Regions from separate parts of the Mus musculus genome. Here region 1 is linked to region 2. A link is a loop called in an ENCODE intact Hi-C map of the cell type or tissue named here. Cell type or tissue: left cerebral cortex. All regions are shown on one strand. Each heading gives the region's core, and the rest is flanking DNA. Links, peaks and the distances in the headings are about the cores only.

Region 1 (2,917 bases), core at 248-2,747, 490 kb before region 2:
AGTAGAAAATATCATCCTGAGATAGGTAACTCAGTCACAAAAGAACACACATGGTATAGACTCATTGAGAAGTGGATATTAACCCAAAAGCTCAGAATACCCAAGATACAATTCACAAACCACAAGAAGAAGGAAGACCAATGTGTGGATGCTTCGTTCCTTCTTAGAAGGCGGAACAAATTACTCACAGGAAGAAATATGGAGACAGTGTGGAGTAGAGCTTGAAGCAAAAGCCACCCAGAGACTGCCCTGCCTGGGTATCCATCCCAAATACAGTCACCATACCCAGACACTATTGTGGATGCCAAGGAGTCCTTGCTGACAAAAAGCCTGATATAGCTGTCTCCTGAGAGGCTCTGGCAGAGCCCGACAAGTACAGAGGTGAATGCTCACAGACAACCAAAGGACTGAAGGAGCTGAAGGTGTTTGCAACTCCATAGGAAAAACAACAATATCAATCAACCAGACCCTCCAGAGTTCCCAGGGACTAAAGAACCAACCAAAGAGTGCACATGGAGCAACCCATGGCTCCAGCCGCATATACAACAGATAGCTTTGTCAGACATCAATGGGAGGAGAAGCCCTTGGTCTTGTGAAGGCTGGATACCCAGTGTAGGTGAATGCCAGGGTGGGTTGGCAGGAGTGAGTGGGTGGGGGAACACCCTCATAGAAGCACTGGGGTGGGGAATGGGAGACCAAGAAAGGGGATAACATTTGAAATATAAATAAAGAAAATATCCAATTAAAAAAAGAGAAAATGGGCGAGGGGGACTGAGGATAGGAACATCCAGGATGGCAAAGGGTCGTTGGCTGGGGTCTTAGGGTACCTGGAGAACCTCATTAGCATGGGGAAGCAGCTCAGGAATTTCTGGTGTTGGCTGAACAGGTTCTTATCAGTACAAAGGAAATTGATCCTATAATCTAATTGAGGCTAAGTGACATTCCTCATGTGGGGGCTTCCAACTCACCAGCCAGGGTCAGAGAAGGAGAAGTCCCAGTAATGAGGGGAGTACTCTATTACGTGCTGTGCCCCTGAAGGCTTTCCGATCAATGGTAGACTTTGACCCTAATTACCAGAGTTTCCCCACAGTTTTTGTTTCTGTGATTCCTCCTCTTCCTTTCCCTTCTTCATACTGGATCCAAACCATCAGGCCAATGCTAGACCGGCACTCTACCACTGAGCTATCACATAGCAACTTCTCCTGACCCTTATTCCTGCTAGCTTATTAGCTGTCTCTAGCTGCACTGTCTTGGGCTATGTGTCCCCTGCAACGATAGGTCATTCAGAATGATGTGGCCTTGGGCCAAATCTAGCACCATGCTGATCCTGCTGGGCCTAGATCATGATAGTTTGGTTTATAGAGAGCCATAATTACACCTACCCTGAGAGCTTGGGGCTGGTCTTTTTACAGTGACTATTAGATAGCTTGGTTGTACTGATGGCCATAGGAGCTACTTCCTTAGGTTGGTAGATAAATGCTGGAGACAGTCCTTTGGCCACAAAGGAAGACACTAAGCTGGAAGTACCTGAGACTCAGAGTTACTGGAGGCTGCAGTCCCTTGAGGAGGATGCAGACCTCACTACCTAATATGGCCAACAGTCTATGTCCTCTATCTGTGAGCCCTGATCTACATTAAAAAGTCTTCAGTTTGTGCTCCTGCTAAAATCTGCGTTGCTGAGTGCTTCTCCCCAGCAGGTGGCGATATACTCTTGATCAAGGTTCTGGAGCCGAACTTAGGAGAAAAGGTGGTGGAAGCAGCCACAAGTCTGACTTGGAGTTGCGTTAGAGTTCAGCTGCAGGAGCTTGCTCGCATGGTTGTGAAGGAAGGCCAGGTGTGTCCCAGGCCTGCTTCGAGGCTGGGAGGAGCCTAGGCATTGGGATGGAGGCAGGGTTGTAGGCTTACCTAGCTCCATTCTTCTTCCTTCCTTCCTTCCTTCCTTTCTTCCTTCCTTCCTTCCTTCCTTCCTTCCACTTTAATTTTTTTATTAGATATTTTCTTTATTTGCATTTCAAATGATATTCCCTTTCCTGGTTTCCCCTCCAAAAACCACCTATTGAAACCCCCCTCCCCCTGCTTCTATGAGGGTGTTCTCCCACCAACGCACTCCCCCACTCCCTCTTCCCCATTCTGGCATTCCCCTACACTGGGACATCCAGCCTTCACAGGACCAAGGGCCTCTTCTCCCATTGATGTCTGACAAGGCCATCCTCTGCTACATATGCGGCTGGAGCCATGGGTCACTCCATGTGTACTCTTTGGTTGGTGGTTTAGTCCCTGGGAGCTCTGGGGGTTGGGGGGTCTGGTTGATTGATATTGTTGTTCCTCCTATGGGACTACAAACTCCTTCAGTCCTTTCTCTAACTCTTCTGTTGGAGACCCTGTGCTTAGTCCAATGTTTGGCTGTAAGCATCCACCTCTGTATTTGTCAGGCTCTGGCAGAGCCTGTCAGGAGACAGCTATATCAGGCTCCTGTCAGCAAGCACTTGTTGGCATACACAATAGTGTCGGGTTTGGTAACTGTATATGGAATGGATCCCCAGGTGGAGCAGTCTCTGGGTAGCCTTTCCATCAGGATACCTTGTGCCAGGTTTCGGGTCTGCACTCTGGACTTTAGGATTTTTGTAAGGTCTGTGATATTAGTCTTCCTTAAAGCTTTGTAGGAATTTTTGAGCCTTCTAAGAGGATTGGTGCTTATTTCTCTTTCAGGGGACACTTCACATACAATTATTTTCACACGGGATATTGCTCTTGGACATATACATTTTAAGTATATTTTTATCTTTTGAGATTTTATATATACATACAATATATTCTATCATATTTACTACTCAGCCTTCTCCATAATTCCTCCAAGAATCATTTCTACCTTCTCTCCCAATTTCAAATCTTTTTTCTCTTTCCCATCCCCTTTCCC
Region 2 (2,917 bases), core at 319-2,818:
CAGTATGTACAAGCCTTTTCATTTTTTCTTTTGTAGACCAATTTTTCTTTCACATAATTAAAACAGAATAGTATTAACACACTTTAAACCCACATGTAACTAGGATTCTGAACATTAGTTCGAGGACTATTTTATAGTTATGACAACAACTGTCCCTGCTAAATGCAGCATGAACATGTAGGCTTTAGTTGACTTTGAAGACACCAGCAGCAGACAGATCAGCATCTCAGTACTGTGAGACCATGGTTGGTATATAAATTTGATAAGTGCTAAAGAACCAAAGGTGGGGTCAGAAAAGCAAGTCCCTTAAGGGAGAATATAGGAAGATTTCTGATAACATCAAATGAGTTTATAGAAAGAAGATGGCAGTCTTCCAACCATGATGATATGGGCTGAATCTCTGAAGCTGTAAGCCAGCCCCAGTTATAAAACTGACTATGGTCATATTGTCTCTTCACAGCAATGAAACCCTAGGACAAAATCCTAGCCCCCTTTCGATAGGAAGATATAGTCAGTAAAGTACAAACCTGGAACTAGTCAGACCATGTATGGAAACAATAAGAACATGTATCTTATGCAGTGGGGTAGAACTGCAGACGACAGTGAGTCCTCTCCCCCACTGACACCTAAGCTTCGCCAGCTCCTTGCCCTCTTTGGGGATGCCTGAGGATGAGAAAACTCAATGACTTCTGGAGAACAATGCACTATCAAGAACTAAATAAATAGTGGCTTGCACACAGCCTGTGGAGTTTAACATAGCTCCCTGGAGGAAACGGTTGAAAAATAAATGGGATTTTTTTCTTTGTATTTTAGCAGTCATTTCTAATGTTTGTAAGACCTCCTTGAGTGCTGAATTCCAAAATGAACATCACATGCTTGAAGAAGGCAGTAGTAAGTCTTTATAGGCAATTTACATCTTCTGTGAAAGGTGATATTCTTTAGGGTTTTTTTTTTTTTTTTCAGTATGGAAAAGTAGCACAAGAAAAAAAAAAAAAAGAAAGAACAGAAGGGATAGAGATATTGAAGTGTTAATTAGAACGCATAAGTGGACCCTCCGACTCCTTAGGCTGTATTTGTGAAGGAAACACAGCTTTGTAGGAGTGACAGATGTTGAGACTCTCAGAATCCCCATACAGAAGACCTGCAATTACATACCTGAATGTCCCTTCCCCCACTAAAAAAGACAAGTGTGCATACCTTGCAGAAAATCACAGAAGCTTAAAAATGGATATCTTTGTTGCTGTTTCTTGTTGAAATTTTGTCTTATTGACAGTTTTGAGTTGAACTTCATTTGGAAGCATGGGTGATCTTGAAGTCTTAATTTTTGACAAAGAAAATCCAGATAACAATTCTGGAGGTTTTGAGCCACCCAGAGCCACGCAGCTGCTCCCAAGCATGGTAAATGGACTGTGATTGCCATCTTGTGGTTGATTAGAACATTGCCTGCCGTAAAAAAAAAATAATGAGCTGTATTTAAATGTAAAAATACAATGATTGTGGGAACAAAAGCATGCAGTAACTCAGCAAATTAAACTTGCAGTTTCTTAACACATTGCATGTAAAATTTGTGTTGAAGTTCTTGCACGGGAGTTCCATTAGAAAGGAGCCCGTGTGATATTTAGCTTAGTAGAGGACTCAAAGATGAATGATATTTGCACTTGCTTTTCCTCAAATGTATATTTGAAGTCCAAGGCTCATTCTGTAAATTAGACCCTCTCTGTCACTCTTTGCACTTTTCCATACAATTAAAAGCATAGACATGAGTTACCATCTAACCATTGCTAACGTTGGCAACCCTGTCACTCTGAGCTTTTTCTGACTGTCTAGGTGGGGTATAAGAGCTCTAAAGGACAATTTCTTAAGAATGCAAATGTGCTCTTTGTTCCATATTTCTTATGATTTTAAGCCATTGGTTTGTTTCTTTACCATATGAAGCTTTGCTTTGTGAGCTGCCCGAGCTTTGTCACCAAGTAAGTAAAACAAGCATCCCCAGCCCCTAGGCACCAAGTGACTAAACTCAAGGTTGAGGTGTATGTGTACATACAGAAGTTATACTAAAAATAAGGTGCTGTTTGGGTGACTTTGACATAGTGTATGCATTTAATACATGCATATACTTAATTTATGCATAGATGTTCAGTGGAACCATCTGGAGGGAGAAAGGGACAGTGGGGAGGATCGAACAAAGTAAGGATAGTGGTCTGGAGGGATGTATTCAACATGTAGCTCACACCTGCAGGAAACGTAAACAATGAAGAGGAGCAGCAGAAAGAGAAGACTGTCCAGAAACCCCACAGCAAAGAGCAGATTACAGTAGCCAGTTAAGGCTACATGACTCCAGTCAGAGGAACAATGGTGCTCTGGCATTCCAATGCTGCCCCGTTTCCAGTCTCGTGACCCCTGCCCTGACCCCTGGAAGAAAGTCAACACCAGGGGAGTCTCTGTTCGATGTATTTTTTCTGCTTCCTTTGTTTTGTTAAACTGGCAATGCTGAGTTTTTTTCTAGAAACAGGTCATAAAACCAGGAGGTTCCACTTCATTGGGAAACTTGCCATAAACTGTGGGCACAGATACTGAAAAACTCCAACACCTGCAGTTATATTTCCAGTACTTCACCTACTTAGGTTTCATAACTTTCTTCAAAGACAGGCAGCCTTTTCCCCCTTTAAACATGAAAATATAGTTCCTATTTTCTAATAAGGAGTACCTACCCAATTCTGCAGGCTACCAAAAGATAAAACACAAATACCAACCTAGCCATAAAATACTTGGTCTACAATCTATCCTTTCTGAAAAATATGCTGGGGCAATAGTGACACAAAACTTCTAGGAATAACCAACCAATATCTGATTTGATTCAAGACCCACTCCATGTGATGGATTTTATACCTGACACTGCATGGGTGACCAAAAACCA

The links. A loop is a pair of places that touch in the nucleus more often than their neighbours do. Peaks named below come from ENCODE experiments on the same cell type or tissue, not always from the same donor. Only the 100,000 strongest peaks of a DNase experiment are listed, where the experiment ranks them.
Region 1: a loop joins it to region 2, with 6 times the contacts of the local background. A loop is called at or near these places in 39 of 42 quality-filtered maps.

Annotation. Positions count from the first base shown.
Region 1 is chr9:13,715,302-13,718,218 of GRCm38, reverse strand. No RefSeq gene overlaps it. Among named protein-coding and RNA genes, the nearest start is that of Mtmr2, 32 kb to the left of the region's middle. In left cerebral cortex, for the core only: a CTCF peak has its summit at 1,687 (motif pointing right); a DNase peak (open chromatin) is centred at 1,695.
Region 2 is chr9:13,230,230-13,233,146 of GRCm38, reverse strand. No RefSeq gene overlaps it. Among named protein-coding and RNA genes, the nearest start is that of Jrkl, 14 kb to the left of the region's middle. In left cerebral cortex, for the core only: a CTCF peak has its summit at 1,420 (motif pointing left); a DNase peak (open chromatin) is centred at 1,376.